Regions from separate parts of the Homo sapiens genome. Here regions 1 and 2 are each linked to region 3. Evidence: chromatin contacts called from ENCODE Hi-C or POLR2A ChIA-PET data. All regions are on one chromosome and are shown on one strand. The core of a region is the stretch at or near the end of the contact, and the rest is flanking DNA. Distances in the headings are between cores, read along the strand shown. Region 1 overlaps YWHAE (tyrosine 3-monooxygenase/tryptophan 5-monooxygenase activation protein epsilon). Region 2 has its middle 11 kb from the start of BHLHA9. Region 3 overlaps PRPF8 (pre-mRNA processing factor 8).

Evidence for each region. A loop is a pair of places that touch in the nucleus more often than their neighbours do. ChIA-PET counts read pairs that join two places held with the same protein, here RNA polymerase II (POLR2A). Pooled maps may share reads with other maps.
Region 1: POLR2A ChIA-PET joins it to region 3 with 12 read pairs in PC-9. The contact joins two enhancer-like sites. POLR2A ChIA-PET finds 5 or more read pairs at or near these places in 2 of 52 experiments (PC-9 and activated B cell).
Region 2: a loop to region 3 is called in a pooled map, with 3 times the contacts of the local background. The contact joins two enhancer-like sites. A Hi-C loop is called at or near these places in 1 of 50 pooled maps. POLR2A ChIA-PET finds 5 or more read pairs at or near these places in 3 of 52 experiments (HEK293, HepG2 and naive thymus-derived CD8-positive, alpha-beta T cell).

Annotation. Positions count from the first base shown.
Region 1 is chr17:1,346,568-1,349,771 of GRCh38, reverse strand. The region is part of intron 5 of YWHAE (tyrosine 3-monooxygenase/tryptophan 5-monooxygenase activation protein epsilon); the gene reads left to right. Among named protein-coding and RNA genes, the nearest start is that of YWHAE, 52 kb to the left of the region's middle. RefSeq lists an enhancer at 1,763-2,057. Within about 2 kb of position 1,920, at least 23 of the 41 ENCODE cell types and tissues checked have a DNase peak (open chromatin) inside an H3K27ac peak, as active enhancers do.
Region 2 is chr17:1,257,760-1,260,961 of GRCh38, reverse strand. No RefSeq gene overlaps it. Among named protein-coding and RNA genes, the nearest start is that of BHLHA9, 11 kb to the left of the region's middle. Within about 2 kb of position 1,646, at least 14 of the 41 ENCODE cell types and tissues checked have a DNase peak (open chromatin) inside an H3K27ac peak, as active enhancers do.
Region 3 is chr17:1,668,046-1,670,957 of GRCh38, reverse strand. The region is part of intron 24 of PRPF8 (pre-mRNA processing factor 8); the gene reads left to right. Among named protein-coding and RNA genes, the nearest start is that of PRPF8, 15 kb to the left of the region's middle. Within about 2 kb of position 1,382, at least 15 of the 41 ENCODE cell types and tissues checked have a DNase peak (open chromatin) inside an H3K27ac peak, as active enhancers do.

The sequences.
Region 1 (3,204 bases), core at 671-3,170, 320 kb after region 3:
GCGTGGTGGTGGGCGCCTGTAGTCCCATTTACTTGGGAGGCTGAGGCAGGAGAATGGGGTGAACCCAGAGGCGGAGCTTGCAGTGAGCCGAGATAGCACCACTGCACTCCAGCCTGGGCGACAGAGCAAGACTCCGTCTCAAAAAAAAAAAAAATCTAGTGAAATTCATTTGTGTTCAATTCCTTATTGAGTCTGTAAATCAGTTGATTAAATTTGGTTAAGAAGAGTAATTTTCACTTAATTTTTATTAGGTGAAATACTTTTTATTTATATAATGCTTCCAGTCATGAAATAGTTCAACAGTGAAAAATTCAGGTGGTCTGTTGACATTCCGGTACAACTAACAAACTCTGAATACACAAATAATTGTGGGTACAAAGAAATTGTTCATCAGTTTGAGAAGTTGAATTTGTCAAAAATTAGAGTTTTTGAGATGGAGTATCACTCTGTTGCCCAGGGTGGAGTATAGTGGCGCAATCTCTGCTCACTGCAGCTTCCACCTCCCGGGTTCAAGCGATTCTTCTGCCTCGTCCTCTCTGAGTTGCTGGGACTACAGGTGCCCACCACCACGCCTGGCAATAATTCGTATTTTCAGTAGAGACAGGGTTTCCCCGTGTTAGCCCGGATGGTCTCAATCTCCTAACCTCGTGATCCACCTGCCTCAGCCTCCCAAAGTGCTGGGATTACAGGCCCGAGTCACCGCACCTGGCCTAGTATTACATCTTTTTTTTTTTTCCTTTTTTCGTGAGACAGAGTCTTGCTTTGTCACCCAGGCTGGAGTGCAGTGGTGCTATCTTGGCTCACTGCAAACTCCGCCTCCCGGGTTCACGCCATTCTCCTGTCTCAGCCTTCCTGGTAGCTGGGACTACAGGTGCCCGCCACCATGCCCGGCTAATTTTTTTTTGTATTTTTAGTAGAGGCGGGGTTTCCCCGTGTTAACCCGGATGGTCTCAATCTCCTAACCTCGTGATCCGCCTGCCTCGGCCTCCCAAAATGCTGGGATTACAGGCGTGAGCCACTGTTCCCGGCCTACATTTTTTAATAAATTGGTTTTGAAACTGCAATGGTGCCTGCCTGTAATCTCGGCTGTTCAGCAAGGTGAGGCAGAAGGATCACTTGAGCCCAGGAGTTTGACACCAGCTTGGGCAAGATAAAACTTCATCTCACAAAATAAAATACTACTTTTGTGACTTGGGTTCCGTGGTGAATATAGGAGAATCGTCATGAAAGTGGCAGTTTACTAGGATGTGACTTTGCATTTAGTTTAAGGATTATTTAGATTTTTTTGTTTTTTAAAGAGACGGTATTTATGTCTTTTAATTTTAGAATATGTTAATGTCTGTCCCAGCATGTTGGAACATAATTTCTTTAAAGGGAGGGATCATTGCTTTTTCTCAAGTGATTTTAGTCTCTTCACCCTGTGGTAAGAGGATTGTTTCATATACGAATCCATAGGTAGGAAATACATGTTCTCCCTGCCTGTTCCCCTCTCTCCAAAATGTAGATACACTGGGCAAAGAAACATAGCCAAGGAATCCTTTTTCCCCTAATATCTGTATGTCTTTCAAGAGGATATTACTTCCTTCTCAGAGTAGAAGGGAGGAGGAGTAGACAGATTGTTGCTTAGAGTGAAGTTTACACGAAGTAAGACCAAAGTCCGGCTCCTGTATCATTGTTTTCCTTTGTCCTGCTCTGTTGGTTTATTTTTCTTGTAATGTTGCTTTCATATGATTGTTCTCCCTCCCTTTTTCCTTGCAATATAGATTCCTAAAGGAAAACCCAACTCTTCCTTTCCTAAAAACTCTACTTTGTAAGTCACGTTCATGGCACAGTGAATTCCGCTTTCAGTTTTGGTTCTTCACTAATCATGCCTGCGTATGATCGTCCTGTTGCTTACAGACTCTGCCTGTTCCACCTTCCAGGGCGCTGACCTAAGCCTTTTCCGGCCTGCTCCTCCTGCCTACTGTGGTTGGATGTGATGTATATGACAGTGACATTTTTATGCCAAAGTTACTTGGAACTTCTGGCACATCTCATGGTTGCTTACAAGCGAGTTGTGTTCTAGTGTTTGTGTTAATGATACTTTGGCAGTGATTTGCTGTTAGAGTGAATGTTCCTATCATGTTTCCTACGTTTGAATACGTTATTGTCCTTTGGAGAACAGTTGGGTGCCCATCAGTTCTTTCATCCCTAAGCAATTTTTTTTTGCCTTTGCATATTTTTTTTCTGTCTTATGAATTAAAGATCTTCATGTATTTTAAGTAGTTTTAAAATTTTATACATTTTTTTGAGACGGAGTTTTGCTCTTGTTGCCCCGCCTGGAGTGCAGTGGCGTTCAAAGCTCACTGCAGAAATAGAACTCCCCCACCTCAGCCCCCCAAGTAGCTGGGACTATAGACATGTGGCCCCATGCCCAGCGTATGTAGTTTTTTTTTTTTTTGAGACGGAGTCTCGATTGTCGCCCAGGCTGGAGTGCAGCGGCAGAATCTTGGCTCACTGAAAGCTCCGCCTCCTGGGTTCACGCCATTCTCCTGCCTCCCGAGTAGCTGGGACTACAGGCGCCTGCCACCATGCCTGGCTAATTTTTTTTTTTTTTTTTTGTATTTTTAGTAGAGACAGGGTTTCACTGTGTTAGCCAGGATGGTCTCGATCTCCTGACCTCATGATCCACCTCTCTTGGCCTCCCAAAGTGCTGGTATTACAGGCGTGAGCCACCATGCCTGGCTCCAGCATACATAGTTTTTTACTTTTAGTTTTATTTATTCTTTTTTTTTTTTTTTTGAGACGGAGTCTCACTCTGTTACCCAGGCTGGAGTGTAGTGGCATGTTCTTGGCTCGCTGCAACCTCCGTCTCCTGGGTTCAAGCAATTCTCATGCCTCAGCTTCCCAGGTAGCTGGGATTACAGGCATGTGCCACCACGCCAGGCTAATTTTTTGTATTATTTTTTCAGTAGAGATGGGGATTTACTGTGTTAGCCAGGATGGTCTTGATCTTCTGACCTCGTGATCCGCCCGCCTTTGCTTCCCAAAGTGCTGGGATTACAGGCGTGAGCCACCGTGCCCGGCGTTATGTTCATTTTTTGTAGAGACAGGGCTTCACTGTGTTGCTGAGGCTGTAAGTGGGTTTTGAAGTCACACAGCAATGTCAAGCGTTTCCGCCGCAGAAGAGATTTGAAAACTACTGAAACCTTGATGCTGTGACAT
Region 2 (3,202 bases), core at 397-2,896, 410 kb after region 3:
AGAGGCTAAGACGCTTGCTCAACGTCACACAGCTCATGGGTGGAGCAGGAAGACAGCGAAGCAGGTGGTAGGATAACCTAGTCCAAGCAGGTTAAGCTTGGAGGACAGAGACGAGGTGTATGATTCCTGAACCCACTACTTATTAATCAAGGGAACTTGGGCAAGTCGATCACTTCTCTTTTCATTTCTCCATCTGCAAAATGGGAACCGTAAGGACTAACTTTCAGAGCTGCCTGGGGAGGTTCGGGAGAGAATATATATACACACAAGATTCCTGGCACCCAATAGGCATTCAGTAACTATTTGGAGAGTTGATACAGCGTTTAGCACAGCTGGGCACACAGTCTCTCCATTGCCTTAGCCATGCGTATTATTACGTTTATATTTTATTTACATAGGAACATGTTACGGTTGATCACGCTCCAGACTGTCATTTCAACAAGGCCCTGAGAACTTGGGAGCCCCTCAGGCCTCCTGGAACCCGTCCGGGCTCCCCCAGACATGCCCAGCCCCCGCGCAGCATGCGGCCCGCCCCCCCCATAAATCAGGCCCCGCGACCTGTAATTAACAAGCCGCGGTCCCCATCCCAGGGGCTTCCTGCGCCCCCCCCCCGCCTCTCCAGGAGTGGGGCGGGGGCGGGGAGCTGGGGGGTCCCTCCACCGCCCCTGATTTATGGGCCTCTGTGTGAAGGAGATTTATGAGCTAAGACCGGGGCCGGGACGCGTCGGGAGGCGCCCCAGGGGAGGGACTCGGGGGTCGCCGCCGCCTGAATCCCGCCGCAAGTGGGGGTCGCGGGAGGGGCCGAGGCTGCGGACCCCGCTCCTGGCGCTTCCCTCGGCTCCAGCCTCCCAGGGTCGGGCTCTGAGCTGGGGCGCCCGCGTTGGGGGATTCTTCACGGTCCTTGTTATCCGTCGCCCCGTTTTCAGATGAGAAAACTGAGTCTCAGTAAGTTTCCCCTGACTGCAAAGCTTCCGTTCTCAATTACTTTATTTATTTAATTTTTTTTTTTTGAGGCGGAGTCTCGCTCGGTCTCCAGGCTGGAGTGCAGCGGCGCGATCTCGGCTCACTGCAAGCGCCGCCTCCCGGGTTCACGCCGTTCTCCTGCCTCAGCCTCCCCCGAGCAGCTGGGACTGCAGGCGCCCGTCACCACGCCGGGCTAATTTATTTTTGTATTTTATTTTTGTAGAGATGGGGGTGGGGTGGGTCTCATTTTGTGGGCCAGGCAGGTCTCGAACTCCGCCCGCCTCGCTTGGCAAAGCGCCGGGACTACAGGCTGAACCGCGTGCCCGGCGGGAACTGGGCTCCTCTCTTTGGCATCTCTCCCCACTCACTCCTTTTCTGTCCCTTTTGATCGGCTCCTCTTCTTCCGACAATCCCTTAAAGGTCAAATGTCTCCTTTCAGCTGCAGCTTCTCTCCCGACGTTCAGAGCCGTGTTCCCGTGTCCGGGTGACCGTTCCGCAGACATCTCCACCCAGTTCCCACACTCTGCTCCCTGGCTCCCCGGCTCCCCACCGGGGTGAACGAGCAAAGGAACAAAACCATCGCCCACCCTCCCACCGCCTCCCGCCATCATTGTGGCGGACTCAGAAGGGAACTTTTTATTCCTAGACTCCAAACCTTAGCAACTTTGGAAAGAGAAACGTGGGGCGTGAAGAACAAAAGTGGAACCCCGGCGCCCTCTTCTGGTCAGAAAGTGGAACTCCAGGCCGGGCGCGGTGGCTCACACCTGTAATCCCAGCACTTTGGGAGGCCTGGGCGGGCGGATCTCTTGAGGTCAGGAGTTCGAGACCAGCCTGGCCAACATGGCGAAATCCCGTCGCTACCAAAATACAAAAATTAGCCGGGCGTGGTGGCGGGCGCCTGTAATCCCAGCCACTTGGGAGGCTGAGCCAGGAGAATCGCTTGAACCTGGGAGGTGGAGGTTGCAGTGAGCCCAGATCACGTCACTGCACTCCAGCCTGGGCGACAGAGCAAGACTCCATCGTCTCAAAAAAAAAAGAAAAAAGTTGAACCCCATGAAGCGCTCAGTTCAGGCCTCTTGTTGGGCTAAGGCCCTGCTGCTTGGTGCTGTCCACCTGGGGCTGCCCCTGCAAAAGCTGAAGTTTTATGTCTTGTCATCTGTGCTGGGAGAGGAAGCTGCTCTTTTGCGCTGGTCAGGTTCTTCCTGCACTTCTCTTGGAGGACCTTCAGGTCTTCATCATGTACAACCCGCAGTTTCATTGCACGTAGCCCACCTCTCCTGTCTCAGAGGAAAAATTGATACCATCAGATGCGAACCCTCAGCTTCCTGCCTGGGCCCACAAAGAGATCTGTCTGCACCCATTTGCACGTCCTGCTGTCTGAAGATAACCCTGCTGCTGGGGCGGTGGGGGAAGCATCTCCACTCCCACCCTCACAGAAGGTACACTTTGAGCCGCTAGCTATTATTCCCTCTCTCCAGTTGCTTTTTGATCTTTCATGGGTTTTTGGGGGGTGTTTTTTTGTTTTTTGTTTTTGCTTTTTGAGACAGGGTCTTATTCTGTCACTGAGGCTGGGAGGCAGTAGCATAATCACAGCTCACTGCAGCCTCGACCTCCTGGGCTCAAGCAATCCTTCCACCTCAGCCTCCCGAGCAGCTGGGATTGCAGGCATGCGCCACCAAGCCCGGCTAATTTTTTGTATTTTCAGTAGAGATGGGATTTCACCATGTTGGCCAAGTTGGTCTCGAACTTCTGACCTCGTGATCCACCCACCTCCGCCTCCCAAAGTGCTGGGATTACAGACGTGAGTCGCCGCGACCGGCCACCCATTTTTTGTGCTTTAATGAACGTTATTTTTTAGAATGATTTTAGATGTACAGAAAAACTAGGCCGAGCGAGTGGCTCCTGCCTGTAATCTCAGCACTTTGGGAGCCTGAGGTGGGTGGATCACTGGAGGTCAGGAGTTTGAAACCAGCCTGGCGAACATGGTGAAACCCCGTCTTTACTAAAAATACAAAAAGTAGCCAGATGTGGTGGCACACACCTGTAATCCCAGCTACTTGGGAGGCTGAGGCAGGAGAATCGCATAAATCCAGGAGGTGGAGGTTGCAGTCAGTGGAGACTGTGTCATTGCAATCCAGCCTGGGGGACAAGAGTGAAACTTTGCCTCAAAAGAGAAAGAAAGAAAAAAAAAAGATGTACAGAAAAACTGAGAAGCGAATACCAAGAGTCCCCCATGTAT
Region 3 (2,912 bases), core at 133-2,632:
GTTTTTCTTCTTTTTTTTTTTTGGCTTCCCACACTACAGATGCAGACTTTGTCAAATTTCTGTGTTAGATGATTCACTCTTGCAGCTGTGAGAAAGATGGACCTGAAAGGATAGGATGGGAGACCAGGTTTGGGGACCACTGAAGAAGTCCAGATAAAAATGATGAGAGCAGGCCAGGCGCGGGGGCTCACGCCTGTAATCCCAGCACTTTGGGAGGCCCAGGCAGGTGGATCACCTGAGGTCAGGAGTTTGAGACCAGCCTGACCAACATGGGGAAACCCCATCTCTACTTAAAATATGAAAATTAGCCGGGCGTGGTGGTGCACACCTGTAATCCCAGCTACACAGGAGGCTGAGGCAGGAGAATCGCTGGAACCCGGGAGGCGGAGGTTGCAGTGAGCCGAGATCCCACCAGTGCACTCCAGCCTGGCAACAGGGTGAGACTCTGTCTCCAAAAAAATACATAAATCAATAAAAATGATGAGAGCACTGAAAGTAGAGGTAGGAAGAGGGGAACAGATTTGATAAGAAGTTAGCAGATAAAATCAGCAGAACTTTGTGGTCCTGGGATGCTCAAAGAAAAGTCAAAAATGATGTGCAGATTTTGGCATGGGTGACTAGGTGGGTGTTAGTGCCACCAACTGGAAGACCACATGAACAAGAACAGGTTTAGGATCGAAGATAAAGAAATCTAGTTTAGGATATATAAAGTTTGAAGTTCCTGAGAACATTCAGATGGAGATTTCCCCAGGTATTTATTTATACCTTATTTCTTCAGTTCCAAGATACATATTTAAGTACATATATACACATGTGTAGATTCCTGATTCCTTCTGCTCCCTTAGTGGTGCCTCTTTAATTGATGATCTGTTAGATTTGATTTAAAAAGTATGAGTGAGACATTCCAGGGAGAGAAATGAAACTAGAAAGGTAAGAGCAGTCAGGGATAGCTTAGAGGTTCCTAGGTGAGAAGCAATCTGAAGAAACATGGAGAACAGGTCTGGATTAAAGATGTAGATTTCGGAGCCTATCCACAAAAGGTCAAAAGCTCAAGAATGAGTGACATCACCCAGGGACAATGTGGAGTGAGAAGAGGAGAGGGAGGAATTTGGAAATGTGGGGAATACTAAGATGAAGTGTGGTCAGAACCTGTGGGAGGGTGCCGGGTCTTGGAACCAAGGCCTTCAGGAACACGTGTCCAGAATTGGGGTGATGCTGAGCAGTGTCAGTTGCCTAAGAGCATTTCAGTTAGATGAGGACTGAAAAGTATCCATTGGATTTGACAGTTAGGACGTCATTGGTGACCTTAGCAGGAGCTGTTACAGAAATAGTAGGGATGGAAGCCAGATGGCAGTGGGTGAGGCTTCATGGGAAGTGAGTGAGTGGAGACAGCAAGGACAATCTGTTTGTCAGTTGAAGAGAAGGAAGGACATCAGATGCCACCTAGAGGGAGCTGTAAGTCAGTGCAGGTGTTTTTGAATGACAGTGACTTGAGCGTGTTTTAATTAAGGAGCCCAGTAGCAGTTGAGTGTACAAGAGAAAAGTGTGGAATTGGCTGGACACAGTGGCTCACGCCCGTAATCCCAGCACTTTGGGAGGCCAAGGTGGGTGAATCACCAAGTCAGGAGTTCGAGACCAGCCTGGCCAACATGGTGAAACCCCGTCTCTACTAAAAATACAAAAATTAGCCAGGCGCGGTGGCGGGTGCCTGTAATCTCAGCTACTCGGGAGGCTGAGGCAGGAGAATTGCTTGAACCCGGGAGGTAGAGGTTGCAGTGAGCCAAGATCGTGCCACTGCACCCCAGCCTCGGCGACAGAGCAAGACTCCGTCTCGAAGAAAAGAAAAGTAGGTAATTGATGAGCAGAGGTGCAGAGGGTCTCCCTAGGGATAGAATAAAGAGCAAGCAGAGGAAAAATCCTCTGAACCTGACAGGAAAGAGGTCTGGAAAGATGTGGATATAGATGAGGTTAGTGGGAAGCTATAACAGGATTTTGAGTTTTTCAGCTTTTCTTGGGCTGCAGTTAGGGGAAAGAGTTGTGCATAGTGAATTTCATGGTATTAGGGTATGATGATTGCTGAAGAAACTGAGAGGGATTGGAAGGTGTGTTGGGAGCTCAGCTGGGTTTTGGGAAGACAACTCTGAGCATTTGTTTTTCCCAGAATCACCCAGCTACTCAGTGACAGGGATGCAGAAGGTGGATAGATTACACTGGTGATTAAGGAATAGAGCTCTGTTAGAAGACAGTTGTAGAGTGGTAAGGCATTGAATGCAAGGGAATCAAGAGTGCGGGACCCAGCCGGCCGCGGTGGCTCATACCTGTAATCCCAGCACTTTGGGAGGCCGAGGCGGGTGGATCACGAGTTCAGGAGATTGAGACCATCCTGGCTAACGCGGTGAAACCCCGTCTCTACTAAAAATACAAAAAATTAGCTGGATGTCGTGGCGGGCGCCTGTGGTCCCAGCTACTCAGGGGGGCTGATGCAGGAGAATGGCAGGAACCTGGGAGGCAGAGCTTGCAGTGAACCGAGATCGCGACACTGCACTCCAGCCTGGGTGACAGAGCAAGACTCTGTCTCAAAAAAAAAAAAAAAAAAAAAAAAAGAATGCTAGACCCCATTGAGATACTGGAAGAGGGGAGAGGAGAGAGAGCAGAAGAGGCCATTGGCCTGGGAAAGAATTGTAGGCATCAGGGAACTGGATATCAGAAGTTAGAGGCTGAGGAGTGGAGGAGTGTCTGAGAGGGTAAGGATGCAGTTGACTCTAGTGGTTAGAAGCACAGGCTCTGGAGTCAGATGGGGTTCACATCATATCTTTGTCATATTACTAGTTGGGATCTTGGGAATATTGCCCATGCTGGGCCTCAATTCCCTCATCTGTAAAATAGGGATACTGATAGGACCTAGGTCAGAC